Linked DNA regions of Homo sapiens: all the other regions are linked to region 2. A link is a loop called in an ENCODE intact Hi-C map of the cell type or tissue named here. Cell type or tissue: ascending aorta. All regions are shown on one strand. Each heading gives the region's core, and the rest is flanking DNA. Links, peaks and the distances in the headings are about the cores only.

What was found. Hi-C counts contacts between places; a loop is a spot of excess contacts. Peaks named below come from ENCODE experiments on the same cell type or tissue, not always from the same donor. Only the 100,000 strongest peaks of a DNase experiment are listed, where the experiment ranks them.
Region 1: a loop joins it to region 2, with 2.1 times the contacts of the local background. A loop is called at or near these places in 3 of 110 quality-filtered maps.
Region 3: it touches region 2 in a loop (9-fold over the local background); 2 of 110 quality-filtered maps call a loop at or near these places.

The regions. Positions count from the first base shown.
Region 1 is chr10:88,108,955-88,120,135 of GRCh38, forward strand. No RefSeq gene overlaps it. Among named protein-coding and RNA genes, the nearest start is that of PTEN, 250 kb to the left of the region's middle. RefSeq lists an enhancer at 5,561-5,900. In ascending aorta, for the core only: a CTCF peak has its summit at 5,585 (motif pointing left); a DNase peak (open chromatin) is centred at 5,624.
Region 2 is chr10:88,036,163-88,047,343 of GRCh38, forward strand. It overlaps LOC105378414 (a long non-coding RNA gene), which reads left to right and starts at 6,104. Exons shown (of 2, transcript XR_001747303.1): 1 at 6,104-6,321. RefSeq lists a silencer at 6,170-6,464. In ascending aorta, for the core only: no CTCF peak of the experiment used is centred there; DNase peaks (open chromatin) are centred at 5,559, 6,089 and 6,729; H3K4me3 peaks cover 1,028 bases; H3K27ac peaks cover 5,000 bases.
Region 3 is chr10:87,958,436-87,964,904 of GRCh38, forward strand. PTEN (phosphatase and tensin homolog) reads left to right here. Exons shown (of 9, transcript NM_000314.8): 8 at 2,459-2,683. Among named protein-coding and RNA genes, the nearest start is that of PTEN, 98 kb to the left of the region's middle. In ascending aorta, for the core only: no CTCF peak of the experiment used is centred there; a DNase peak (open chromatin) is centred at 2,936; H3K27ac peaks cover 4,660 bases.

The sequences.
Region 1 (11,181 bases), core at 2,662-7,661, 72 kb after region 2:
GTCAAGATTGTCTTAAAAATGTTTCTTCTTTCCAAGATATTCAATGGGGAAAGAATAATCTTTCCACAAGTGTGGTGAGATAAGTGGATATCCACATGCAAAAGTATCCATCTGGACCCTCTGACTCTCACTAAATACAAAAGTTAACATAAAATTGGTCAAAGACCTAACTGTAATAGCTAAAACTATAAAACTCTTAGAAGGCAACATCCTCAAAGACATAATTTTTGTGACCTTAGTTTGGCCAATGATTTCTTAGATATGGCACCTGAAGCCCAAGCAACCAAAGAATAAACTGAACGTCATCAAAAATTCAACTTTTGTGTTTCAGGGACACTATCAAGAAAGCAAACAGACAACCCATAGAATGGTAGAAAATATTTATAAATTATATGTCTGATAAGAATCTAGAATATGTAAAGAACTTTTACAATTCAACAATAAAAAAATACAGTTAAAAATAGGCAAAGGATTTGAATAAACATGTATCCAAACAAAATATAAAACAGGCCAATAAGCACATGAAAATATGCTCAACATCATTAGCCATCAGAAAAATACAAATGAAAACCACAATGAGATACTACTTCACATTCACTAGAATGGCAATTGTCATCATGATCATCATCATCATCAGATAATATCATGTGTTGGCAAGGATGTAGAGAAACTGAAATCCTCTTACATTGCAGGTAGAGAGGTAAAAATGGTACAGCTACTTTAGAAAAACAATTTGGCAGTTTTTCAAAAAGTTAAATATAGAGTTACCTATGACCCAGAAATTTTGTTTTTAGGTATATAACCAAGATAATTGAAAACACATGTTTACACAAATAATTATATGCAAATATTTATAGCAGCATCATTCATAATAACCAGAAATAGAAACAACCTAAATGTCCACTAATTGATGAATGAATAAATAAAATGTGGCATATCAACACATATGGAATATTATTTAGCCATAAAGAGGAATGAAGTACTGATACATGCTACAACATGGGTGAGCCTTGAAAATATCATGCTAAGTGAAAAAAGCCAGACATAAATGGCAACATATTATATAATCCCATTTAAATTAAATATCTAGAATAGGTAAATCCATAGAGACAAAAAGTAGATTAGTGGTTGTCAGGAGCTGGGGGAGGAGAGGAGTTGGGAACAATAGCTAATGGGTACAGAGCTTCTTTTTGGGGTGATGAAAATATTCTGGAATTAGATAATGGTGATGGCTGCTCAAACTTGTGAATATACTAAAAACTACAGGTGGATTTTATGGTATGTGAAATTATACATCAATAAAAAATTTCTTCTGTCTTCTCAGTTTTTGGTTGTCCTTATTTGGGATGAAAATAATGTCCATTATCCAAGAAGAAGGAAGAGCATGAACAGTTACAGAGGAGGAAAAGTAAAGACAGTTGTTAGGGAATGGTAGATTTGGATGGAACATAGGTGTATGTATGGGAGAATCAGGAGAGGAAGCTGAAAAGGTTAAGTTAGGACCAGAATAGTAAGTAAGTTGGTCAGTCACTGGGTGAGTCACAAATATTTGAGGACTTACTCAGTGTCAGCCACTGTTCTGGATATGTGAACAAAAAGACCTGGTCCCCACCAACACAGGGTTGAGCAGTCTAGCTCTGGTGACATTAAACAAATACTTAAGAAATCATGAGGGTGTGAAGGGTGGGAAGTTGAGAGTGCCATAGGAACATGTTATGGGGGAGGCTACTTGGTGTGAGGGAATCCTGGAATGTTTTCCAAAGGAGCAGTTAGAGGTGAGAAGGGTCTAACTTGCTAGTGGATTTTAACCAAATAAGTAGGCAACTGGGAGCCCTTTAAAGGGGTCATGGCTGGTGAGATACATAATCAGAGCAGTGCCATAGGAAGATTTAGCCCGTCATGGTTCTTAAACTCACCATACAAGCCTTTTTGGGGTGGCAGTCTTGCTGAAACACCATGTACTGCCAGCAAAGCAGGGGAAAGACGAACCTTCCTCCAAAAGTGAAGGTTTGTGTGCTGTGTTTAGAGGACCTCTCTGGTATGCTTGCTCATCTTTCCAGAAGTTACTGGAGAAACGACACCAGTGACCTTTCATGAGAAGATGATGGACTAGCACAGCAGCCCTCTCTTCCTACTCATCATGGAAAGCAACTAACCAAGGGACTTTCTTGGTTTATTTATTTACTTTTTGGTCAGGCAGATAGAAAAGTCATCATATAGCTTCAAGTTTCAGGGTTACTTCTTCACCTTTAATTTGCCCCAATGGGAATTGTCAAAAAGAAGTAAATCATGACATATATATCCTTTAAGTGTGTGTGTGTGTACCTGTGTCAGGGAGAGTTGGAGAACAGAGCATTGAAAACAATATTGTTAAATACACACACTGTATATCATATATTAAATATTTGTTACATATATTTAACAGTATCATTCTCTCCTTCCCCACCATATATATATTCATTCATTTATCATTGCCCTTTCTTATAGAAAGGTCTCTAAGTTCTAGTCACAACAAGACTGAAAAAAGACGCAGAGGCTGAAAAAAGCAGAACTGCAGCCTTGAACCTCATGCTTTACTGACTGGCCATAGTGTTACCCTTGATGTAAAGACTAAGTTTTAGTTTTGATGTCCAAAGGTGAAGGGAGTGTTTGTCCTTCTGACCCGGAGCACAGCTTCCTAAAATTGTTCTCTTGACTCTTGGAGGAGGATCCACTGGAGTTCACTACTGGCCACTTCCACAGCAAGATATTTAAAAAAAAATTTTTTTATTTCCATAGGTTATTGGGGAACAAGTGCTGTTTGGTTACATGAGTAAGTTCTTTAGTGGTGATTTATGAGATTTTGGTGCATCCATCACCCGAGCAGTATACACTGCACACAATTTATAGTCTTTTATCCCTCACCCCCTTCCCACCCTTTCCCACGAGAGTCCCCAAAGTCCATTGTGTCATTCTCACGCCTTTGCATCTTCATAGCTTAGCTCCCACTTATGAGTGAGAACATAACGATGTTTGGTCTTCCATTCCTGAGTGACTTCACTTAGAATAATAGTCTCCAATCTCATCCAGGTCCTGCGAATGCCGTTAATTCATTCTTTTTTATGGATGAGTAGTATTCCATCATACTACTCACACCACAGTTTCTTTATCCACTCATGGATTGAAGGGCATTTGGATTTGTTTCATGTTTTTGCAATTGTGAATTGTGTTGCCATAAACATGCGTGTGCAAGTGTCTTTTTTGTATAATGACGTCTTTTCCACTGGGTAGATACCCAGTAGTGGGATTGCTAGATCAAATGGTAGTTCTACTTTCAGTTTTTTAAGGCATCTCCACACTGTTTTCTATAGTCATTGTACTAGTTTACCTTCCCACCAGCAGTGTAGGTGTGTTCCCTGTTCACCACATCCATGCCAACATCTATTATTTTTCTATTTTTTGATTATGGCCATTCTTATAGGAGAAAGGAGCCAAAGACTTTTAATTCTTGTCCCACGATCAGTGGTTCTCAAACATGGGGATAAGAATCCACCTGGGGAGCTTATCAAAATGCAATCCTGGCTGGGTGTGGTGGCTCACAACTGTAATCAAAGCACTTTGGGAGTCCGGGGCGGGTTGATCTCTTGAGCTCAGGAGTTCGAGACCAGTCTGGTCAACATGGTGAAACCCCATCTCTACTACAAATATAAAAAAATCAGTCAGGCGTGGTGGTGCATGTCTATAGTCCCAGCTACTTGGGAGGCTGAGGCATGAGAACTGCTTGAACCTGGGATGCGGAGGCTGCAGTGAGCCGAGATCACGTCACCACACTCCAGCCTGAGCGACAGAGTGAGATTCTGTCTCAAAACAAAAAAAAAAAGAAAAAAGAAAGAAAGAAAAGAAAAGAAACATGCAATTCTCTCTCCCAGATCTTTCTTCTGACTTAAGTAGGTAAGGGTGAAACCTTGAGATGTGCATTTTGGAGAGAATCCATGATCCCCCTACAGACGCCCACTTTAGGAAGCTCTGCTCTGGTTCCATGCCACCATGCAAGGTTGGCCTAACGCAGCGGCAGCAGGACTATCGTGAAGTCAGGTTTAGAATTAAATCCTGGCTTAGCAACTTGCAAACTGTGTGACAGTAGCCAAGTTACTTAGCCTCTCTGAGCTTCGTTTTCCTCATTTTCCATAAGGGGATAATAATATCCACACAAGTTGCCGTCCCAGATTTCATTTAACATAGGTCCCTTCACTGCCCTATCTCACTAGTTTGACTCATTTAGAGATTATAGGCATAATGTCAGGGAGAGGGGAGGGATTTGAGGGAAAAGAGAACTTCAAAAAAAATTTTTTTAAGCTTCTTAAATCCTACCTCATAGGAGGAAAAAAAGACAACAAAACACCATTATTAAGGGCTGACCATGTGCTAGGCCTTGTCAGTGCTAAGAAGAGTACTTTTCAGATCCAATGTAACTCAACGCTTCACTCACTTCACAGACTCTCCCCTGGGCCCTGTGGTTGGGCTTCCTGTTTCCACATCAAAATTTAGTTCAATGAGCATTTGTGAAGGGCCAGCCAGGCACCAGGCTCTATGGGAGGTCCTGAGTGGGTGAGAGGACACAAATGTGGATGACAGGTAGGCCTGGGCTCAGGGAGCTCTCCATCTACTGAGGGACACAGGTCTGGGTATAACTACAATATGGACCAAGTACTGTGGGAGCTCAGGGGAGGGAGAGACTAATTCCAACAGATGAAAAAGAAGGAAAAAATTCCATTGGGCAAGAGTTCTCATGACCAACATTTGATTGCAGGCTCCTTAAAGATGGGCTATTTTTTTTCCCTGTTGACTCTTCAGAGTGTCCTGAAAAGCCTTGGGCCCTGTGGCTCCTTGATGAGTTCATTAGACTCACTGACAAGTCCTGCAGACCTTTGCTTCTTGATGCCAGCTGTGTGCTGCTCTCTGAAGCTCCTTCTTTCACACCAAACAACAGTTTCCAGGGCTGGTGGGCGTTGGACAGTCTGGAGCGATTCTTGACTTGATTTACTAATACATACTATTGCAAGAAAACCTTTGTGAAAGTAGCCACCATCCTGTCTGCCTTTTTATTCTGAAGCTCCTCTTGCTCTCCCAGCCCCATGTTCTCATGCACACTGTCACAGTGAGTTGTTTAAGTGCTCAGATGTTATTACTTCCTGGGTAATCTACTTGGAGAGTTAAAGTTTGGCCTGTGGCCTGGGCTAGGCATTCCTTTTTCCTAGGATTGACTTTCTGGAAAGGAGGGTGATCCAGCCTGTTGGACTGAGCACAGCACTTTGAGAAAAGGGGAGCTTAGGAATGGAGCCCAGAGGAAGCCCCCTGGTTAGGAGGAGTTGTTTATTTTAGCTGTCAGGATGGCAAAGATGGTTTCTATTTGGCCTGCCCTGTTGTACTTACTGGCTGCTATTGGTTCATTTTGTTTGAAAAAAAAAAAAGGAAAGGAAAGTGGCTGATTGTTGAAGAAGCTTTCGTTCAATGGGAAAAAGTGCTTCTACCTTACAACAGGAAAAGCGTCAGCAATGGCAGGAGAAAGCAAAGTGGGCCATCTCTTCATGGAGCCATCTGGTGGCTCTTCGCTGTAAGCACCACTCCTGGAGTCTCCTGTGTGGGTGCAGAGCTCACTCCATGCATCTCTTCTCGGAGAAGTGGCCTCCTCCAGTGCAGGAAGGAAACTCCTCTCCGCCACGGTGCACCAGATGGCTGCCCACTTTGATTGGCTTCATCATGGCTTTCAGGGACCTGCAGGACCTGCCCCTGGGCTTTGTTCTCAGCCTCTACTCCAGATGCGCTTCTCCAGCTCCACCCCACCTGCCTGCCCCCTGCCCTCCTAGGGCCTTTGCATTTCCTCCCCTCTGCTCAGGATGCCTTTCTCCAACGTCTTCTTAAGGCTGATTCCTTCTCATTGCTTCTATTGCAACTCAGAGGAGCCTTCCTCAGAGAGGCCTTCCTTGACCACTCTTCCTAAAGCAGGCCCTGTCCCAAGTCACTGTTCGTGACAAGTGTCGGCTTTATTTTACTCATAGGATACTTAGTGGCATCTAAATCCTATTCATTCATGTTCTTCCCTCTTGTTTATTGCCTGTGTTAAATGCAAGAGAACAAAGCCTTATCTGATTATTTTATCTCTGTCTCCCTAACATCAAGAAAAGTACCTGGCTTGTACTGAATGTTCAGTAAATATATGCGAAAAAATGAATGAAACTAAAGACATAAAACATAGAAAGGGAGGTGCTTTAGAGCCCAGATATGTCTGTCTGAGGCTGTGCTGGACTCCTCCTCATTCCCTCTGTTTCTCCCTAGATAACAATCTATGGAAGGGGCTATTTCTCTGGCTAGCATCCATTTTTCTCTGGGATTCTATTCTGGTTGGCAGGAATTTGGTTCTTCCCACCATCAAACCCTCCCGGGTCTCTTTCTTGGTTCAGTTTTTCCTAATGTACATTCACACTCTTTAATAGCTTTAACAGTGACTGTTTATAGGGGGGAAGCTGTCTTCCAACTTTGAGGTGCTATGATTTTTAGACATTTCCAAATATTCTATATAAAACACAGAACCATCAAGAGAAATTCATACCTCATCTGATCACAATCTCCTGGTTAACTTCCTTCACTGTGGACAGCGCTTGGCCTGCATATCCACACTCCTTTGCAGCCAGCAGCTGCCTCTTCTCTTGATGCTGCCTTTTCGTTGCCTAGCCAGGAACCAAGGCTCTATCTGCCCAAGGCTCTATCTGCTCTATCTTTAGAGAAGAGCCCTCAGATTCCAGGGAGCAGCAGCTCATTTTTAGTGAGGTTTCCCCTGTACCTGGGCTGGTCAAATATTCTCCCTCGGCCTTTTCTTCAAGATTTTTTTTTCCACTCGTGTGTGTGTGTGTGTGCATTCACACACATGTGCATGGCCATTGCACCCCACATAGAGCCCCAGCCTCATCCAAATTGCTGGTTCTTCTCTTCATTATTCTCTCTTTTTCTCATCCTCATCCTTCCTGGATTCTTCCAACAAATTCCAAATTTCTTTCCCATTTGGTATTTAGAAAACATAAGCTTGAACCACCAACTCAATACACTGTGAGCATCTCACAATTTCTCCAAATTCCTTGGGGATTACTGTCTTGTAATCACTCCTGGCTTCTAACTCCTGCTTTTTAAATTTGTGGCTCTATGCTTTCTGTTGTTCTAATCCATGTTGACTCATACCTGAAATTGAGCCTCTTCCCTGAGTTCACCAACACAAACAAAAATCCCCACTTATTCATGAAAGTTTGCAGAGAAGATTTTAGAGTAGACTTAAGAGGAGGATGGAGACGGTCTTATTGCAACAGCACACAGCCACATATGAAAATAGTCATCCAAGTTCTGCCTTCCCATCCCTGAGATTTTTCACTGGCCATTGCACCCCACATAGAGCCTCAGCCTCATTCAAATTGCTGGTTCTTCTCTCCAGCCTTCTCTCTTTTTTCTCATCCTCATCCTTCCTGGGTTCTCCTGACAAATTCCAATTTTTCTTTTTAGTTATGCGGAGCAATTCAACTCTTCCCTGCCTTTCTTTCCACATCTTGCTCTGGGTCCATTTTGCATATCCAAACTCATCAAGGTACGCAGCAGATTCAAAGGGTTTCTTATTTATGAAGAGCTGCTCTCCATGGAAGGCAATTGTGGTTTAAGCAGCATTTCCTTCTCCTTTGTAAGCAAGTTATTCAAGAAAAGGCCAATAGGAACTGATGCCCTGTGTGTCATCCAAATAAAGAATCCACAAAATACCAAAACTAGGAGTGGCTTTTCTGAGGACCTACTCATTGTCTACTTACTGTCTATTTTGAGAGGGCAAATGGCTCAAAGAATCCTATGAGCCACTGAAATCAAACTGACAAAGCTTTTAGAGTCACTTTGCCTCCATAGGGCAACTAAGAGCCCCTGAGCTCTGTTTGCCCTTCTACTGGGGGTGTCTTTCCATCCTGGGTGAACTAGCAGTTTTCATGAGCTTTTCTCAGCATGAAACTTATTAAAAACAAAACAAAACAAAGAAAAGAAATCATCTTTCCACCTTTTGCACTGGCAGCGGTAGAGCTGTGTTGGCAAGGGAAGATTTACTGGGCCTGGAGTTGTTCTTGGAGCAGGTTGCTCTGTGGAGGGAATCTAGGAGTGAGAAAGAAATCAGAGTCATAGAATGTGCCAGTGGAGGGGTCCTCAGACAGCCCACAGAGAAGCGCCTCCCTTTGTAGCTGAGGAATCCTAAGCCCAGAGCAGTGAAGCGACTTATTTGCCCAAGGTCACACATCAAGGCTGTGTAATTTATGGTTCATTGTTCAATCTGGCTAGGGAAGTAGGAGCCCCTTGGTCTGCCCTGGCTGCAGAAATAGGCCCACATAAGGGGTGTCGGGGCTGCTTTAGAAAACCCACAGCACTTTGAATCAAGGAAAAATGAGTCAATTGGTTCTTCTTCTTCATTCTTGAACTTTAAAAATCTGAGTTGCGGTTCAGTATTTGAGGTGGTATGTGCATTTGGCTGAGGGGGCGGAAGGTGACAGGGAGGATTCAGAAGATGGTGATTAGGTTCTTTGAGATGTCTGGGGGAGGAGGAAGAGCACGGAAGGAGGTGGGTTCCTCCCTAGTAGTGGAAAAAGAAATGTAAGTGGGTCAATTTGATGTCAGCTCTTGCCCTTCTAGACTGCAATGAAAAGAATATGCAGTCAAGTTTTTCTTTGGCAGAATGACTGCTATGTACACTGGAATCAGAGAAAAAAAATGTTGCATAGGATGGTTTGTAGTAGAGAATCTGTTGTGACCAATTTAATTCAGCTCAACAAGAAATTGTCAAGCAGTGATTATACACCCATCACAAGGTCAGATGTCTTGTGGGGAGCAGGAAGAAAGGCTCTCCAGTATCACTATATCCAAGACCTGACAGTCTTATTAAGAAATTGAGACCCACCTACATGGAACAGATAAAAAATTGGATTCAATAGCTTAAATGCCAAAAGTCTTGGTACCGAAAATGTGTATTCTGGAAAGTTATGAGGAAAGGGGTTGGGGGAGGGGTCATGAGGAAGTGAAACCTGAGCCAGAGTGAAAGCTGTTTGTTTTGGGGACTGTGTCTTCTTCTGTGTTTTCACTAGAGAGAGGCTTTGTCCATAATAGGTGCTCACTAAAAACCTCCTCAGTGATGGAGGGAAAGTAGGTGGGCAAAAACAGAAGAGAAGATGCAGAGGTGGTCCAGAGGTTTGCAGCTGCAAAGGCCAGACAAACTTAGCAGAGCAGAGAGGGTACTTGGTAGAATTGTAGGTAGGACCAGGAGGCTGAAATGTTTTCAGATGCAGAATTTGGACTTGCTCTGTGGCCAAAGGGAAACACAGGAGAGGCAAGGGTAGGTGCTTTGGAAAGTACACGGGCCTGTGGGTGAGGATGATGTGGGTGCTATACTGGGCTCTGCCCTGATGCAGCTTTGGAGGCGCTATTGAATTCTCTTTGCCTTAGCTTTTTAACATGTCAGATACAAGGCTGGACTGTGAATTCTCTTTCATGTCTACCCTCTTAAGGAATAAATCTGAGGATGATGTGCAGGGTGGACACTTGGAGGCAGAGAAACAATTTGGTTGTGGGAATTCAGGCGCTGAAGACCTGGACCAGGGTGCTAGTAAAGGGAAAAGCAAAGGAGGGAAGGATTTGAGAAATTTGGAAGTGATTATAAGGATACCTTTAGATGTTACTTAACAGAGTAGCACAGTTTGCTTAAAGGGAAGAGAGATGTTTTAGAGGGTGGTATTTGGGGTGTGAGGTAACTGTGGGATGTCTCTGAAGCAGCTAGAAATGTAGGACTAGTGGTCGGCTGGGCAGGGCAGGCTATTTAAAAGTAGATCCTTGAAATCAGATGACATAGTTTTGAATCCTGACTCTAATGGCCCTGGGCACATGACTAGAGTAGGGTGAGCAACTCTTCCAGTGTGCATTAGGGCATTCCCAGCTTTAGCACTGAAAGTCCCATGTCTTGGGAAATTCCCCGGTCCCAGTCAAACTGGGACAGCTTGCCTGGGACCGTCCTCGTTTGAAAACCACAAGGCCTGCATGCCAGGAACTACTTTTGTGGTAGGCAAACTGGGAAAACTGGTGAAGATACTTGATCAATTTTAGCTTCAGGCTCCTCATCTGAAAAGTAAGGATAATAATATGCCTTCCTCAGAGGTTGTATGAATTAAATGAGATGATATATGTGAAGTACTCAGCATAAAGATTAGCACAAAGAAGCATAAGAGAAACATTTGTGAAAGGATGAGTTAGATGAATCCTGCAGATGAACCAGTTAGGTGCAGAGGAGATGGGTAAAGTAATCCAGTGTCAACACGGGACACCAGCAGAGTCAGCGGCTTTGTGTACAGAACTTGTAGCTGGGATTGACCTGTATTTGTGAAAGAAGGCTTGCCAAGAAAATTAGTAATGTAAACAAGGAAAATGTTAGCCCATTGAAGAGGGCAACATTTTAATAATACTTATGCTAATTATAAGTGAATAGGTACATTCCATCAAGGATTTCCAAGATTCTTTAAAGACATACATCCCTGCTTTCTGGCTCAATTGACACTGTGGCTATATGTGCTTAAATGAAATAAACCACATTTTGTTTCCATATTCATACATTCATTGGTTGAGGCACTCATTCAACAAATACTTATTGAGCATTTTTTATGTGTTAGGCACAATGCTAGGCTCTATGGAAACCACAAGAAATATAAAAAGTAGTCTGCAATCTTAGAAAATTTACTATAAAGTGGTTTTATTATACTTATTTTACTTATTTAAACATGAATCACCATTTCCCCTGCCTAATTCTTTCCCCACCAATATTGGGGACTTTTGACAGATACATATACGAATATGATTTTAATTACCTTCAAAGTTCTAGAAGCCAGAAACAGAGAAATCAGAAAGTCCCCACCAGGGCATCTTGAAGCGGTAGGACAAGAACAGGAAAGGTAGACTAGGACAGCAAAAGGACAGAGGAGGAGGGGAACTGAGAGAGAAGGGGACAGGAGCGAGGAAGGAGGGGGAAGCAGGAAGGAGGGGGGAAGCGGGAAGGAGGGGGGAAGCGGGAAGGAGGGGGAAGCAGGAAGGATGGGGGAAGCAGGAAGGAGGGGGGAAGCAGGAACGAGGGGGAAGCAGGAACGAGGGGGG
Region 2 (11,181 bases), core at 3,331-8,330:
CTCCCTTCTTCTCTGCTCCCCATTTTCCTCCTTCCCAGAATGGTGTATAGCTGTGAGATATTTCTGAACCTCAACTTCCTCATCTAAAAATCATAAATTATACTTTACTATATATTCACCACACAGGGTTTTAGTGGGGATCAAATGAGGTAATCCATCTAAAGCAACTTTCACAGCACCTGGCGCAGAGCGGGCAGTCAATAATTTGTAGCTGGGATTACTTTAAAACCTGTTAATGTGCTTTAAGTCAGTTATCGAATTTTCTGCGCTGTCTAAAAGAATGAATCATATGCACTTGATTAATTTTCAGCCCTGTTGAATTTATTTCTTTTCTGCTCAGCTTTCCTGAGGTACAATTGACAAATTAAAATTGTGTATATTTAAGGTGTACTATGTGATGTTTTGATATACAGTAGTTCCCCCTAATTCATGGTTTTTCTTTGCATGGTTTCAGTTACTCACAGTCAACTGAGGTCTGAAAATCAGTGAATATAGTACAATAAAATATTTTGAGAAAGAGCGAGAGAGACCACCTTCATATAACTTTCATTATAGTATATTGTTATAATTGTTTATTTTTTTGCTAGTTTTCATTGTTACTATCTTACAGTGCCTAGTTTATAAGTTAAACTTTATCATAGATATGTATGTGCAGGACAAAACATAGTACATGTAGGGCTAAGTATTATCTGTGGTTTGAGGCACCCACTGGAGATCTTGGAACATATTCCCCTTGGATAAGGGGGGACAATTATATGCATAGGTTTGGAGTGATTTCACAATTAACATATCTGTCACCTCATACAGTTATTTTTTTTTTATGATTAGAACACTTAAGACCTGCTCTCTTGGCAAGTTTCAAGCATACAGTCTAGTATTAACTGTAGTTACCAGGTTGTATATTAGATCTATAGAACTTACGTCTTTTATGACTGAAATTTGGTACCCTTTGACCAAAATCTCCTCCCTGTATTGTATCCTGCATCCCCTGACCACCTTTCTACGCTCTGTTTCTATGAGTTTGATTTGTTTAGAATTCATATGTAAGTGATATCATGCATTGTTTGTCTTTCTGTGTCTGGCTTACTTTACTCTGCATAATGTCCTCTGGGTTCATCCATGTTGTCTCAAATGGTAGAATTTTCCTTGTTTTTTCAGTTAGCTCTGTTGAATTTAGATAAAGTATAAAGTTGATATAGAACGAGCATAACATAGATTTCATGGATGAGGTTAATTTCAGCCCTGTTATCTTCAATTTCTGTGTTTTTCTCATCTCTTTTTAAAATTTTTTTTCTTTCCCTTTCTCTTAGTCTCTATTGTTTTCTATTCATGATAACTGAAGTTCCCTTTTCCTATGGTTCAGTTTGAGTAGTAACTTGTGCCAGTGATAAGCAACTGAAATGACTGATGCCAGGCCATTGGCCTCTTGGTTGCTGAATATGTCAGATTCATTCTCCTGGCATCTGGACACTGCTGGACCCTCTTTTCCTGGGCCCGAGGAACAGCATTCCCTCTTTTTTTTTCCCTGTCTCTCTTCTCTGTAAAAAGGCCCCTCAGGGGCTTTTCCTCTTCCTTTACTACTGCTAAGTTCAGAAGTGCCCTGAATTTCCTGTGCAACTGTCTTCTCTCCTCACCTCCTACTCTTTCTGGGTAAGCTTCTCTCTTCCTGTGAGGGCTTCATCTGTATTGTGTTAAGCCCCAAATCTGTGCCTCTGACCTAGACTTCTCAGCAATGTTTAGTGAGAGGACATCTCATCTTGGGTATGCCACTGGCCAGTCCAACTCAATGGGTAGAGAATGAACCCATCATCGTTTTCCCCCAAACCAGCTCTACAACTCCAGCCCACAACCACTCTGCAACCACTAGTGCAAAGGTTGGTAGTTCAGAGGACACAATAGAGGGAATAAATGATGTATTTTGACTTTTCCAACTAGACTCTCACTTTAAAAATGTCATCTTCTCTATAAATACTGATTCAACCCATAATTCTTTTCTCTGCACCTATCTATGTTATATTATAGAATTGATTTTATTCTATTGCTGTGCTTCATTTATGTTTCTTTCCTTTTAGACCAGGGGTCAGTAGAATTTTTTGGTAAAGGGCCAGAGAGTAAATATTTTAGGCTTTACAGGCCATATGGTCTCTGTTGCAACTACTCAACTCTGCGGTTTTAGTGTGAAATCAGCCATAGACAAAACAAATGGATGAGCGTGGCTGTGTTCCAATAAAACTTTATTTACTGAAACAGGCAGTGGGCTGGATCTGGCCCACAAGCCAAGAGTTTACCGACCCCTGGTCTAGACTGTGGACTCCTAGAGAGTTACTTCATAAGAATTTAGAGTTTAGAGAGCCTTTTACCTGCCAGATGATGCTAGAGGTCTGAGAATCTAGAGACAAATGCTCTTCAGTTCCTGACCTCAGGGATCTCCCATGGAGACCAAGCGTGTGCTGTGGTTGAGGTGCAGATTAGTCTCCTAGGGCTGTCCTAACAAAGTGTCACAACTGGGAGGCTCTAAATAATAGAAATGTATTCCTCACAGCTCTGGAGGCTAGATGTCTGAAATCAGGGTGATGGCAGAGTTGGGTCCTTCTGGGTGCTGTGAGGGTGAGTCGGGCCCATGCCTCTCTTCCAGCTTCTCGTGGCTCCTTGACTTTGTAGATGCATCACTCCAATCCTCTACCTATACCTGGAGTTCTCCATGTGTCGTTCCTTTGTACATCTGTCTCTGTGTCCAAATTTTCTTTCTTTCTTTCTTCCTTTTTTTTTTTTTTTTGAGAAGGAGTCTTGCTGTGTTGCTCAGGCTGGAGTGCAGTGGCACAATCTTGGCTCACTGCAGCCTCTGCTCCCTGGGTTCAAGGAATTCTCCTGCCTCATCCTCCAGAGCAGCTGGGATTACACATGTGTGCCACCATGCCCAGCTAATTTTTGTATTTTTAGTAGAAATAAGGTTTCACCATGTTGGCCAGGCTGGTCTCGAACTCCTGACTTCAAGTGATCCGCCCGCTTTGGGGCCTCCCAAAGTGCTGGGATTACAGGCGTGTGCCACCACATCTGGCAAATTTTTTATTTTTAGTAGAGACGGGGTTTCACCCTGTTGGCCAAGCTGGTCTCGAACTCCTGACTTCAAGTGATTTGCCCTCCGTGGCCTCCCAAAGTGCTGGAATTACAGGCGTGAGCCACTGTGCTTGGCCTCCAAGTTTTCTTATTTTATCAGGACACTAGTCAGATTAGGGACCACCCTAATGACCTCATTTTAACTTGATTACTTCTGTAATCTGTAAGATTCTGTTTCCAAATAAGGTCACACACAAAGAGTCAGGACTTCACAATATCATCTTTGAGGGACACAGTTCAATCCATAATAAGGTGTATATATTAATATTTACCATTTGTATACCAAGAGAACTGAGGTGAGGAGGATTCATCCTGCTAAACAATGGGGGAGAAGAAAACGGAGGGCACAAAAACCAACACAACATTTGGCCTGGATGGATGACTAATATCTTGCTAGACTACAGAAATAGGAAAGGAAATTCCAGGTTGAGCAAACAACTTGAGCAAATGCAGGAGGGCAGGATCATAAGAACAAGAAATGTCTTTTGAATAATTACCCTGGTACAGCTGCAAAATGGTGAGGTTGGTAGAAGGGGCTCAAGTTGATTCTAGAAAGATAAGCTGGGGCAAGACCAAATGTGTGTAGGCTTCAAGAGCTGCTTGCATGATGTTTGTTGACTGAATGAAGTATCGAAGTCGAAAATGGGAACAGTGGTTGTGACAAATTCTTGGCTACGAAATCCCTTTCATTCAGTCTCTGGGGGCTAATTGTTGCAAGTACTTGTCAGCGTCTGGACCACTATCCTGCAATCTCTTTCACCAGTGCACTTGGGTTCACAGCTCCCTCGTAATTTTTATGCTTCCTTATGTGTTAGAAGAATGCAATGACAGTATAACTGAAGGTCTAGCCCATAAGCAAATATTCTCTGATGGAAATATGCAATATGTTTGTCTTTTGGTAATAATAATAGCTAACATTTGTTAAATGTTTACTCTGAACCAGCCACTGTTATAAGCATCTTATGTATTAACTCATTTAATCCACATGCTCCTGCATGAGATTCTAGTATCTCCACTTAATATACCAAGTAACTGAGCTTCAGAATGGTGAACTGGCCAATGTAACCCAGTTGGTAAATAACTATTCTCTAATCATTAGATTATATGCTTACTTCTCCCTTTGGCCTTCCTGTCCCCTCTCTCCTGCCATACTTGTCTTCCCATGGCCCCTCTTGGGTCATTCAGTTTGCTTTTGTTCACCTCCAATCATCCATCAATTAGTGTCTGATGTTCAGATTCTTCTCTGTCTCTTACTTCCCGTTTTCTCCCCTATTCTTATGCTTTTCCCCATTTCTTGGTCTTTCCTTCACTGTCCCTGTATTGGCTTATTAGTTTTTCCTACTTCTGGTGTCAGCAATAGATCCAGTTATTTTAAAGGACCTTTCCTTTTTCTTAATCCTCATTTCTAAATTCTTACCAGCTGCATATAAAAACATAGCCCCAGCCAGGTGCGGTGGCTCACACCTGTAATCCCAGCACTTTGGGAGGCCTAGGCAGGAGGATCACGAGGTCAGGAGTTCAGGACCAGCCTGGCCAGCATGGTGAAACCCCGTCTCTACTAAAAATACAAAAAATTAGCCAGGCATGGTGGCGGGTGCCTGTAATCCCAGCTACTCAGGAGGCTGAGGCAGGAGAATTGCTTGAATCCGAGAGGCGGAGTTTGCAGTGAACCAAGGTCGTGCCACTGCACTCCAGCCTGGGCAACAGAGCGAGACTCCATCTCAAAAAACAAACAAACAAGCAAAACAAACAAACAAAACAGCCCCTGCAGACCTCATAGCTAACACAATCCCTGGTTTTGGAGAGGTGGCGGATAGTCAATGGGCTGCATATTCCAACGTAAAAATAAGAAATGTCATTGTAGCCATGTAAGTCTCATTAAAGAGGATTATGGAAATGCTGACAATAATAAATTTGTAAGACACGTAAGAGTGTATAAAATACTGCCGCATCTTGTGCTAGTAGCCTAATTTCTGGATTACTGTTTTTCTGACATTTTACACAAGGCTTCATTTTACCTAGTTCAGTATTTAAGATTGAGATTTTTTTCCTAAATGTGTCATTTCTGATTCCATCGAAGGAGTAAGTTTAGAGAAACCTCATGGCTAATCATGCAACAGTAGCTTGCCGGAATAAAGGCCATGACGTTTTGGAATTTTAGAGGAGTGAGTCTTGAGACCAACTCTAGGATGGTGGTGAGAGGGAGGAGGGGTGGACAATGGGGCCATTTTCAAAATCATTACACTAGGTTAAGTTAGATTTTTCCTATAAAGCCTCCCTGAGGTGCCCTTGTGTTTTTTTATCTGGCAACTTTCTTGGATAGAAAATAAACAGAGGACTTTTGGCTCCTGTTCACCACTGTACCTACAGAAAGCAACGTTTTGGAACTTGCAAGCAGCTTATGTGTGCATGAGTGTGCGTGCAGGAATTTTCTGGAGAGGCATGAGGCACTACTTTAATTCCCATGGATGCTGTTTGTTCCCCAGAACGGAAAATGTTCTATTTTTGGCCACAAGACATTTCTGAGAAAAAAAAAAGTTAAACAAAGCATGGCGACAAGCTCGTTCGTGTCGTTGTCTGAGTTTCAAGAAGAGTTTGGTGCGTTTCAGGGAAGAACTTCTTCATGGAGGCAAGGGGTTGGAAGTGATAAGAGAAACTCTTTAACTTGGAATCCTGAGATAGGACTTGGGTTTCTGGGCAGAGGTTGCACAGGTGGGTGGGTCCTGGCTGTGAAGGCTGCAGCCTGGCCTTTGATTGGGGGTGGCAGGTTGACAGGTGCAGAAAAAAATTCTGTTGCACCTGAAAAAGGTAAACACTTGAAGATAGGTATTCTCTGCCTGGCTGCTTAGAATGAACTTATCTGGGGCTACAACCTAATATTTCCCCCAAAGCAAGAAAGCCCTGTTTGCATCCCTGCCTTAGCATTCCTGTTGGCCACAAGCCTTTGTGGGGAAGGACTTCTAGGGGCAGGTTTCCAGCAGCCTCTGATCTCCAGATAACTTGACCGGGCCAGTCACATAGTGAATGAAATCATTTTGGGCCCTTCCCCCATCAGACACTTTTCCAGGAAATAGCTTTTTGCTGCCATGACCTCTTTTGCTGCTGTTTGATATCCTTGATATGAAAAATGTGAATGGAGACGAGCACCCCATTAACCAGCAGCTCTTAGGCAGCATTGCTTGTTGGAGGTATCTTTTCACAGAGGTGAGCCGGCAGCGCCCTGGGCATTATGGGAGCATCCTGAAGGTACGGGGCCTCGTGCTGCAGCCATTGGAGTGGCTGGCAAGAGTGATCACAGAAACTGTAAAGCCCTAAGCCCCTGGAAATGGAGCGCCCTGCGGCTCTGATTAAGGCTTGTGGAGAGGGAGCTGTATAATTGGATACCCTGAAGCAAACCTCGAGCAGAATCCTGTAAGGCAGCTTGGGATTTTCTCTCCCCAATGTGCTGTTGAAACATCCGTGAATTCCAGTTGGTGGTTGTTTTCATCTGCTTCAAGCCTAGCCCTTGGGTACAGATGCAGCCGTGTTTCTGGGTAATGTTTCATTCTTGGTAGGAAGGGCTGTTTCCTTCTCATGAAGTGATTCGATATCTTTGGAGTTACGAAATGAAGTGCTGGTGAGACCTGTTGTTACTTGTTGTTCCTTAGGCAGAGCGTTTCTGAGGAGCCCTGTTCTTGAAAGCAGCACTGAATTGACGCCTTGCGAGCTTGGGAGTTTTCTTCTTGGTTAACAGTCTTTTGAAACATGTACTTGGGATTCAGGAACTTGCATTGCACGGGTTCAGAAATGTGTCTGTCCCGCATGACCTCCGTTACTTGGAAGCAGCTGGGTATCTTGTGCCTTTATCCTCATGTATTCAACAAATATGTATCAGGTGCCTACTATGTGCCAGGCACTAGGGCAATTACCAGGCAGTCTTGCTGATGGGGGAGACAGACCATACATAAATATCTTCCCATGCTGGAGAGTACTAAGAACAGAGCCAGAGAGAGAATAGTGGTAGATATATTTCTGGCAAGGGTGGGCAAGGATGTTCTTTCTGGGGTGTGTGTGTGAAATTTAAGGTAATATCAAAAGAAGCCAGTAATGTGAAGAAAGGGGGATGGGAATGAGACTTTCGGGTAGAAGAAACAGCAAGTGGGCAAAGGCCCTGAGGTGAGAGAGCTACACCTGCCTGAGGAGCCTAATAGCACCTGTGAAGCTGGAGCACAGAGGAAAGATGAGAAACCCCTGAGATGAGTTTGGAGAAGTAGCCATGGGGCTGGATCACATAGTGCCCTGTGGGCCAAGAAAGGAGTGTGAATGTTAACCTAAGAGTGTCGGAGGGCCTCTGGAGGGCTTGAAGCAGAGGCGTGACATGATCTTCCTACAGTTTGGAAAGAACAGTCGCTGCTGTGTGGAGACTGGATGGGGTTGGAGGCAAGAGTGGATGCTTTAGAAGGCTCTTCCCAATGTCCAGGCAGGAGCTGACAGTGGTTTAACCCTGGGCCAGAGGGGTGGGGTGGGATGGCAGCAGCTCCTTCCTATCTATGTTCATTCTGGTCTCCTTCCATGTATTGTCCTTCTCACCACTGTTTTCTGGGGGAAAAGCTGGCCTTCTTTTACAAGAGCTTCATGGTGGACTGCTACTTTATTTATTTATTTATTATGAAACAGAGTCTCGCTCTGTTGCCCAGGCTGGAGTGTAGTGGTGTAATCTCGGCTCAATGCAACCTCCGCCTTCCGGGTTCCAGCAATTCTCGTGCCTCAGCCTCTCGAGTAGCTGGAATTACAGGCACGCGCCATTATGCCAGGTTAATTTTTGTATTTTTAGTAGAGACAGGGTTTTGCCATGTTGGCCAGGCTGGTCTTGAACTCCTGACCTCATGTGATCTACCCACCTCGGCTTCCCAAAGTGCTGGGATTACAAGCATGAGCCACCATGCCCCACCAGGACTGGTACTTTAGACTCTTCCAAAGTTATTTAAGTAAATTGATCCATGTGATTATCTCAGTAATCCTGTGAGGGATACAGGGAGCTTAGGATATTGTCCTTCTGTGACAGATAAGCACGAGGGAGGTTCTGGAGGTTATAGAGAGTTCCTAGCAGAGCCAACTTCCTGCACACCCAGCCCAGGCCTCTCTGCTGCTCCATGGGACCTAACCTGTAGACTTTTGGTTTTGTACTGTCACTGTGGATTATGACTTTTATTTCTAAAAAAAAATTGTTAAAAAGGTAAAATCTGATTCAGGGAAATACAAAAGAAACACCCTTTTTTTTTTTTTTTTTTTTTTGAGCCAGAGCCTCTTTCTCTCACCTGGGCTGGAGTGCAATGGTGTGATCATGGCTCAATGTAGCCTCGACCTCCTGGGCTCCAGTGATCCTCCCATCTCAGCCTCCCAAGTAGCTAGGACTAAAAGCCTGTGCCACCAAAGATTTTATTTAATTCATTCATTAATGAGGGAACCAGTAAGATGGCATATCCTGTTCAAAGACTAAGAAGTGAGGATATTTATAGGCAATTTAATAAAAAAATTGTTAGGATAAGATTACTGGGTTAGATATAAACTGGTTAATGTCCAACAGGCCACAAATCTTTGAGGTTATATGTTCCAGCAGACAGAAATGATCAGTGTCTCTACTGGACAAAAATATACAAGATAATAGATAAATTCACTAAGTCAGAGACCTTAAGTCACTGGCAAGCAATGAAATGAACTAAGTATATTCTCCTGGGAAATTCTCTGGAGGACTTGGAAAGGTGTGCCACTCACCATTTTTGCCTTATTTCCAAGTTTTAGCTAATTTTTATGACCCCGTTACTCAGAGCAGCGATTCCCTTGGTATAATGCCTTTAAGATGATGTTTATGGAACACCTGGGGATTGAGGTCAAAAACCAATAAGGAATGGATACATTAAAATGCAACTCAAACTCCCCCAGAATGAGTTGGGACTCAGTCATTTATCAGACATCTATTGAGTCCTGCTCATGGGTATGCAGAGCCCTGTGCTAGGCTGTGGGAGCACAAAGCTTAATACAAAACAGTTCCTGCCCTATGGACCTCATAGTCTAGACAGGGAGGCAGACACGTAAACGGACACATTCCAATTCATCGTGATAAAAGCCAAGCAGAGATGTGGGGATTGTGTGGGCGCTGGGAAAGAGAGCGGTGCCCTCACCCTGAGAGATCCAGGGGCACTTCACAGAGAAGTTTTGGTTTGAGGGATGGGCAAAGGGTTGCCAAGTTGAGAAGGGGTGTCACAGGGAGGGCCATTTACGTGGGATGTCAATGACCACCCTGATAAATAGCATGGATGTGAGTAAAGAGATTTACATTTTTGGTATGGCAGATTTTAAAATTTATCCTCAATTCTCACAGCTAGTCTTAGAACGCTGAGGTTCTGGGGGGTGGGGAGGGAATGGGAGTGGAACAGGGAAGGAGAAGTTGGAGTCTCTTGGGCAAGCTTGCAAAATTTTCTTCAAATATTAGGTCAAATTCTCTATAAAAACCCTATTTAAAAGTTTTTGAAAGACTTTGAAGTCCCAAAGAAGCAGGAAGTTAATTAGAGTGGCTTTGATATCTTAGGGTATGTTTTAACAGCTGCTTAAGACAGTTTAAACAATAAGAACTTATGTGGTTTGGGATGCGTCTGTGATAGTCAGCCCCGGCCAGAGTGTAATATCATTGCATCTGAGAGTTAACAGCAGTTGGCTTTAATTTTAGAAAGAGTTCAAGCCAAAAAGTTCTCTAAAACCCAAGAGAGGAACTTCTAAAGAGGAAGATTGCTCTTGAAGAATGTGTTTGGGGGTCAAAGATGAATTGAGTAGGGAACAAATGATCTTAACTTTGTCCTCGCAGGAGCACAGAACATGCCCTTTTCTGAGCAATTCTCTTAAGTTGTGTTTAACCAGGGACATTTGTTGGCAGCCGCCATTTGCAAAGGGGTCCAAATGAGGTGAATTAACATCTGTAAGGAACACTTGAATAACACAAAGGGTGTCCAACCAATTTACATTTCCTGGGAATTGTCATTGTGCTTGAAGTAGTTTGTTTCCTTCCTCAATACCCTCAGCCTTCTTCAATATTTAAGACGTTTTTGACATACTGTTTCTTAGCCTCTTCCCCTGGTTGGATCTCCTCTATGCTGGAGAAGAACATGTTGAGAAATACTATGATGAACAGTAAGGATCTGCCTGGGGAACGGGATTTCAAGAGACGATGGGAAGGCTTGCTCTGGTGGCCCTATGTTGCTGCTGCTGCTAGGGTGCTGATGACGGCCATGATGATTGTGGTGGTGGTGGGTAGTTGATAGTGATGATAATGATGATAATGATGTTAGCTAACATTTGAGGCTAATATTTATATGATAGGCACTGTGCTGAGCATTTTATACTCATTCTCATGTGGTAGGTATATTTCCTCCATTTTACAGATGTGGAAACTGAGGTTCAGAGAGTGCCAGTGACTTGTCCATGCGTCCTTCCATCCATCTTATATTTGGCTTCCATTGAGTTTCCTACTTCTCCACAATTTACACAGTAGTATATTGCATCGTCTACCTTCATATGCAAAAATAGACTAAAAACATAAAAGTGGTTTGTAATAATACCACATGTTCTCACTTATACATAGGAACTGAACAGTGGATACTCATGAACATAAAGATGGCAGCAATAGGCACTGGGGACTGCTAGAGGAAGGAGGGCAGGGATTGAAACCTGTTGGGCACTATGCTCACTAACGGGGTGACAGGATCATTCATACCCCAACCTCAGCATCATGCAATGTACCCATGTAACAAACCTGTACATGTACCTTCTGAGTGAATCTAAAGTAAAAGTGGAAATTATGTTTTTATAAAAGTGGATGTAGAGAGGTACTTTTGGTAATGGGCCAACGACTGGCTGACAGATGACTATATTATTCCATTCAAGAGAGACAAATCTATTTTCCAAAAATACTTCCTTGGGAATGTCATGCCAGTCTTCCAAGGATTTCCCATTTTCCACAAAATAAACATGAAATTCTTCTGCCTGGACCATGCGTCCTGGCCACTCTGGTGGGATATGAGTCTGGGGCCT
Region 3 (6,469 bases), core at 343-5,342, 81 kb before region 2:
TGAGTAGCTAAGACTACAAGCATGTGCCACCACACCCAGCTAATTTTTTTTATTTTTATTTTTGTAGGGACAGGGTCTCACTATGTTGCCCAGGCTGGTCTCAAACTCCTGGGCACAAGCAGTCCTCACGCTTTGGCATCCCAAAGAGTTGGAATTACAGGTGTGCGCCATCATGCCTGGCCTTAACGTTTCTTAAGACTTGATTATTTTCTATTTAGCTTCTGTGGATTTACTGATTAATTTTTTAACTAGGAGAGAAATCAGTATGAAGAGGAAGTAATAAAGAATGAAAACATGGTATTTAAATGTGCAGGTTTAGAAAGTTAATGAAGTTTGAATTTGATTGATCTGTATTTAGAGAAGGCAACGTCTTATTATTTTAAAACCAACTATCCGCCCTGTGCGGTGGCTCACGCCTGTAATTCCAGCACTTTGGGAGGCTGAGGTGGGCAGATCAGCTGAGGTCAGGAGTTCGAGACCAGCCTGGCCAACATGGTTAAACCCCATCTCTACTAAAAATACAAAAAAATTAGCCGGGTGTGGTGGCAGGCGCCTGTTTTCCCAGCTACTCAGGAGGCTTGAGGCAGGATAATTGCTGAACCCGAGAGGCGGAGGTTGCAGTAAGCCAAGAATGCACCATTGTACTCCAGCCTGGGCAACAAGAGTGAAACTCCATCTCAAAAAAAAAGAAAAAAAAAACAACAACTATCTTCATTTAAAATATTAAATGTGAATATTTAAAGTGAGACTAAGGTGCAACATTTTTAGATAGTAATGAAGAAAAGGACTAACTTTGTAGTGTTGCTGCCTTGTTAAACATACTAGATAGCATATTGCCAATCTTTAAACATTCTCAATGATAGGATTTATTTACTTTTTCTGATTTTTAGCTTTTCTTTTGAAAGAAAATAAGAGGAAGTTTCATTTACTGCAAAATTTTAAATGCTGCTTTGATGTATCAGTAGAGATATAATTTTCCTTTATCCAGAATCCAAGTAGCTGGAAAAAAAAATCAAAATATGCTGAACTTTTTTTTTTTTAGCCAGAAACCCATTTCCTATCGTCTGTACAAATAAAAGTTAAATATATCTCAATAACTTAGAAAAATTATTTTTTGATAATCCAGGAAGTATTAGCAACTGTTTTAAAATTAAGATAACTAGTAAGTTTTATTTAGCTTTCAAAAATAGGCATCTACATCATCATCTCTGCATACCTTTAGGAATTTCCTAATTCTTATTTCCCTTCATCTGTACTTTAACACATGCAAAATTGAAGGTTAGATTAAATATTTATGATTTATTTGTTTATCCTTGACTACATAAATTTCCATTTTATTGATTTTCCCTGCCTTATTTAAGAATATGCTATGATTAAAACACAAAAAATTTTAGTATAACCCATATATATATAGAATTCACCTTTTTGTTATTTAAATATTATTGGCTTATTTTCTTCTAAGTAAAATACAATTACTGGCTAAAATAATTGAAATAAGCAAAAAAAAAATTTTAAAGACCTTGTATACAAGATTACTTTGCCAGGTACTGTTAAAAGATGCAATGACATTTAAGACGTAACATCCTTAAGGATCTTATTTTCTGGGGGATAAAAAACTTTAAGATAAATTAGAATAAAAGATTTAAATGGCATTTTAAGGTACCAGGTACCAGATAAGATGTCACAAGGCTGTATATCATTAATTGCCAAATGATTTATACAGGCCAGATTTCTTTGTTGGTCAATAGAGGTTTAAAGTGATGAACTTCTGTTGTGTTTTTTTATTAAGAAGGTATTATCTTATTAGTAAGAAGTGATTTTTTTTAAGAACAAGCATTTTATAACATCAAAAGAAATCAGTAGTACTCTTTCCTACCCCCTCATATTTATTCTGAAAGTATTCAAGCATTATATTGTCATGTAAGAAACTGGAGCTTCTCATGTTTGTATTGCTGTAGAAGTAAACATGTATTTGCCATGCGTCATCAGGGAAGTTGCACTCACCGTCCAAGAACTTTTGTTAAAGTAAATCTTGGAATAGGTAGCTCATTTGAAATGTAGAAAAAATTAAATCCATATCTGAATTTTGTTTATATGTATGTACACGTAAACTAAAAACGTATTTAAAGCTAGTATTAGATGAGAAAAGAGGTTTTTTTACTTAAAATTTTAAGGCAAAAGTAGTTTATCTTAGATCTTGTGAGATTGTATTTTTGGTTTAAAATTTGAGAATTTGAGTGAAGAAAAATCATGTGAATGAAAATGCAACAGATAACTCAGATTGCCTTATAATAGTCTTTGTGTTTACCTTTATTCAGAATATCAAATGATAGTTTATTTTGTTGACTTTTTGCAAATGTTTAACATAGGTGACAGATTTTCTTTTTTAAAAAAATAAAACATCATTAATTAAATATGTCATTTCATTTCTTTTTCTTTTCTTTTTTTTTTTTTTTAGGACAAAATGTTTCACTTTTGGGTAAATACATTCTTCATACCAGGACCAGAGGAAACCTCAGAAAAAGTAGAAAATGGAAGTCTATGTGATCAAGAAATCGATAGCATTTGCAGTATAGAGCGTGCAGATAATGACAAGGAATATCTAGTACTTACTTTAACAAAAAATGATCTTGACAAAGCAAATAAAGACAAAGCCAACCGATACTTTTCTCCAAATTTTAAGGTCAGTTAAATTAAACATTTTGTGGGGGTTGTTGACTTGTATGTATGTGATGTGTGTTTAATTCTAGGAGTACAGCTGATGAAGAACTTGCTTGACAAGTTTTTAACTTATGTATTATTTCGAAGCAGTGTTTACGTAGCAGTAACATGAAAGTTTCTAATAAAATACCCAATGTACACAGCGTCAAAAAAGCTGCATTTTTCCTTTTCCTAATTCTTCGTTGTTTGCTGAAATCTGGGGCAAAGGTGCGGGAGGGGGCTAAATGACTGGGATATGAAGTAGGAATGGGAGAGGAAAGAAATAGATGGGAACTCAGTCATTTGGGAATGATTCATATGGAATGTTTTTACTGCTTCCACTCCTGTCTGCCTTCCAATTTATTCTCAATCCCTCAGAGTGATCTTAAAAATAGACTTGATTGTGTCACTTCTGTTTACACTTTATAAGGACCTTGTGTTTTTTTTTTTACCATGACCTACAAGGCCCAGCATAATTTAGCACAGGGCTACCTCCTACATCAGCACTAGTCACCTTCTCTCCTTGTTTCTTGAGATTCAGTCATACTGGTCTTTCTTCAGTTCTTCAAAATGCTAAGCTTCTGCCTCTTCTAGTCTTTCCAGTTATTTTCCTTCTCCCTGTACCTTTTCATCTCAGCCTTTTCCCCTGACCTTCCATAGCTATCTTCATATTTCCAGCCTTAGCTTCAATCTCATATTCTCTGAAGTCCTTTGATTGTCCTCCCGTTATTCTTTTTTTAAAAATCCTATTTCCTTATATTGTATCTTAGAATTATTTGGTTTGTTTCATTTTTGCCTATGTGTGATATATGTATTTCTACATAGGTATATATATCTACTTATAGACAAGAATTCTTCAGATTAAAAAAATCTGATTTGTAAACATTCCCAAGTGGTTGTTTACCATTTTTTTCTTCCCCCTTCCTATTTCTTATTCTACCTGATTTTCCCCTGTTCATTCACCACACTCGTTTCTTTCTCTTTTTTACTCTCTCTTAATTTTTCATTCAATTTTTATAACATGTAATAAATCTAACTGTAGCGTCTGAGTATTAAGAATATTGCTAGTAATACTTCACCTGTAATCCCAGCACTTTGGGAGGCTAAGGCAGGCGGATCACTTGAGGCCCAGGAGTTTAAGACCAGCCGGCCAATATGGCGAAACCCTATCTGCACTACAAATACAAAAATTAGCTGGGCATGGTGTCGCACACCTGTAATCCCAGCTACTTGGGAGGCTGAGGCACAAGAATTGCTTGAGCCTGTGAGATGGAGGTTGCAGTGAGCCGAGATCACACCAGTGCACGTGCACTTCAGCCTGGGCAACAGAGCAAGACTCTGTCTTAAAAAAAAAAAAAAAAAAAAAATATATACACACACACACACACACACACACACACACACACACTATTACTACCAATATACATACATATATGTATGTATGTATGTATGTATATTGGTAGTAATAGTAATACTTGGGCCCCTGCACGTTTTAAGTGAAAATAGATCTAATATTAAATGTCTTTAGCCCTTAAATTTTTTTTAAGTGTTCAGAAGTTTCCCTTTAAAAAAATTTTTAATATATAATAATTGTACATATTTATGGGATACAGAGTGATATTTTCATGTATGCAGTGTGTGATGATCAAATCAGGATAATTAGCATATGGATCACCTCAAACATTTGTCATTTCTTTGTGTTAGGAACATTCAAAATTCTGTCTTCTAGCTATTTGAAAATATACAGTAAATTATTGTTGACTAGTTACAGTTCTATAGAACACTATAATTTATTCCTCCTGTGTGTAATTTTTTATCTTTTAACCAACATCTCCCTATCCTCCCCTCCCACTCCCTTTCCCGGCCTCTAATAACCACACTCTTATGAGCTCAACTTTTTTAGCTTCCATATATGAGTGAGAACATACGGTATTTATCTTTCTGTACCTGACTTATTTTACTTAACATCATGTCCTCCGGGCTAGACATTCTCTTTAGAATCCACAGGTTTCCTTTCTTTTCTCTAAATCTGCATTTTGCTCAGCCATTAACTTTTAAAATGTCTTTTTCCCTTTAGTTTTATTGTTTTCTATTTTAATATTGCAAGATGTTTTATATTTGTGATTACAAATAAAAACTCCATTATTAGTAAACAAATACAATGTCATATAGTAGTAAGTGCTATAAAAAATAGACAGGATAGAAAGTAATCTTGGTTTGTATGTTTTTTGTTTTTTAGCAAAGATGATTAGAGAAGGCCCAACCAAGCAGATAACATTTAAGCAGAGGCCTAAATCATATAAGTGAGTTATACAAATATCTGGGAAAAGAGTTAAGAGTACAGATGCAAAAGCCCTTAGACAAGAGAATGAGCTTGGTATATCTGAAGAGTGGATAAGTCATTTTGACTGAAACAGAGTGGACAAGAAAACCAGTCCAAGTGTAAAGACACTAGTGTGTGTTCAGCATAGGAAGGATGTAATCTGAATTTTGTGTTTAATATTCCCTGTGTTCATGCTTTCAAAATACAGATGAGTGAGGAAAGTAGGGAGAAGGGGTAATAAAGGAAGCTGAGAGATCAGTTAAGAGGTACTTGAATAGTTTAGTAAAGATGAGAGAAGATGTTTGCTTCTTGTTGCCCCTCACTGCTTAGAATAGTGGCAGTGAAGGGTAACAAGAAGCTGTCAGATTAACTTAAAGAGTTTACTGATGCAGTGGATGTTGGTTGTAAGAGAAGAATTGATAATGACTCTTGGATAATAGGGGAGGGAGGGGCTGTCAATATAATATAATGAAGAAGGGATTTGAAGTCATTTCTGATTTAAATCTCACATCCACTACCTACTTTTAATAGATATGTAGCCTTTAACAAGTTCCCTAACCTTTCTGGGCCTTAGCTACCTCCCCTTGGAAATGGAAATACCTAACATGTAAGGTTGTTTTGACAGTTATTTTCACTAGGCATGTAAAGGCACTTGACTCTCTGTTATAGACCACTGTATTATGTTAATGTCCCTCTCCTTCCTCCCTTTAGGTAAAGTTTTTAGGGCTAATAAATCCCAAATATCAATGTTGATCAGTAGTTTGTGTTTGTGTAGTGTTGTTTATATCAAAAACTACATTGAAGCCGGGCACAGTGGTTCACGCCTAAAATCGCAACACTTTGGGAGGCCAAGGTGGGCCTCCCACCTTGAACTAAGGAGTTTGAGACCAGCCTGGGCAACATGGTGAAATCCCATCTCTACAAAAAATATAAAAGCTAGCTGGGTGTGGTGGCATGCACCTGTAGTCCTAGCTACTTGGGAGGCTGAGGTTGATCCTGGGAGTTTGAGCCTGCAGTGAGCTGTGAAGATGCCACTGCACTCTAGTCTGGGTGACAGAGCAAGACCCTGTCTCAAAAACACACACACACACACACACACACACAAAGAAATACATTGATTTTTCACATAGGTAGTAAGAGAAACATTCTTTTTGAACTCAGCTGTTTGTGAATTGAATTTTGTAATTCAAATGCTATATTATGTAAACTATTGATGACTTTCAATCTGCATTTATTTTGTATAATTATTTAGTTAATATTTGCCACTTATATTCCTTAAAAAATAAAATTGAGGTTGGGCGTGGTGGCTCACACTTGTAATCCCAGCACTTTGGGAGGCTGAGGCAGGCAGATTGCCTGAGCTCAGGAGTTTGAGATCAGCCTGGGCAACATCATGAACCCCATTTCTACTAAAATACAAAAAATTATCTGGGCATGGTGGTGTAC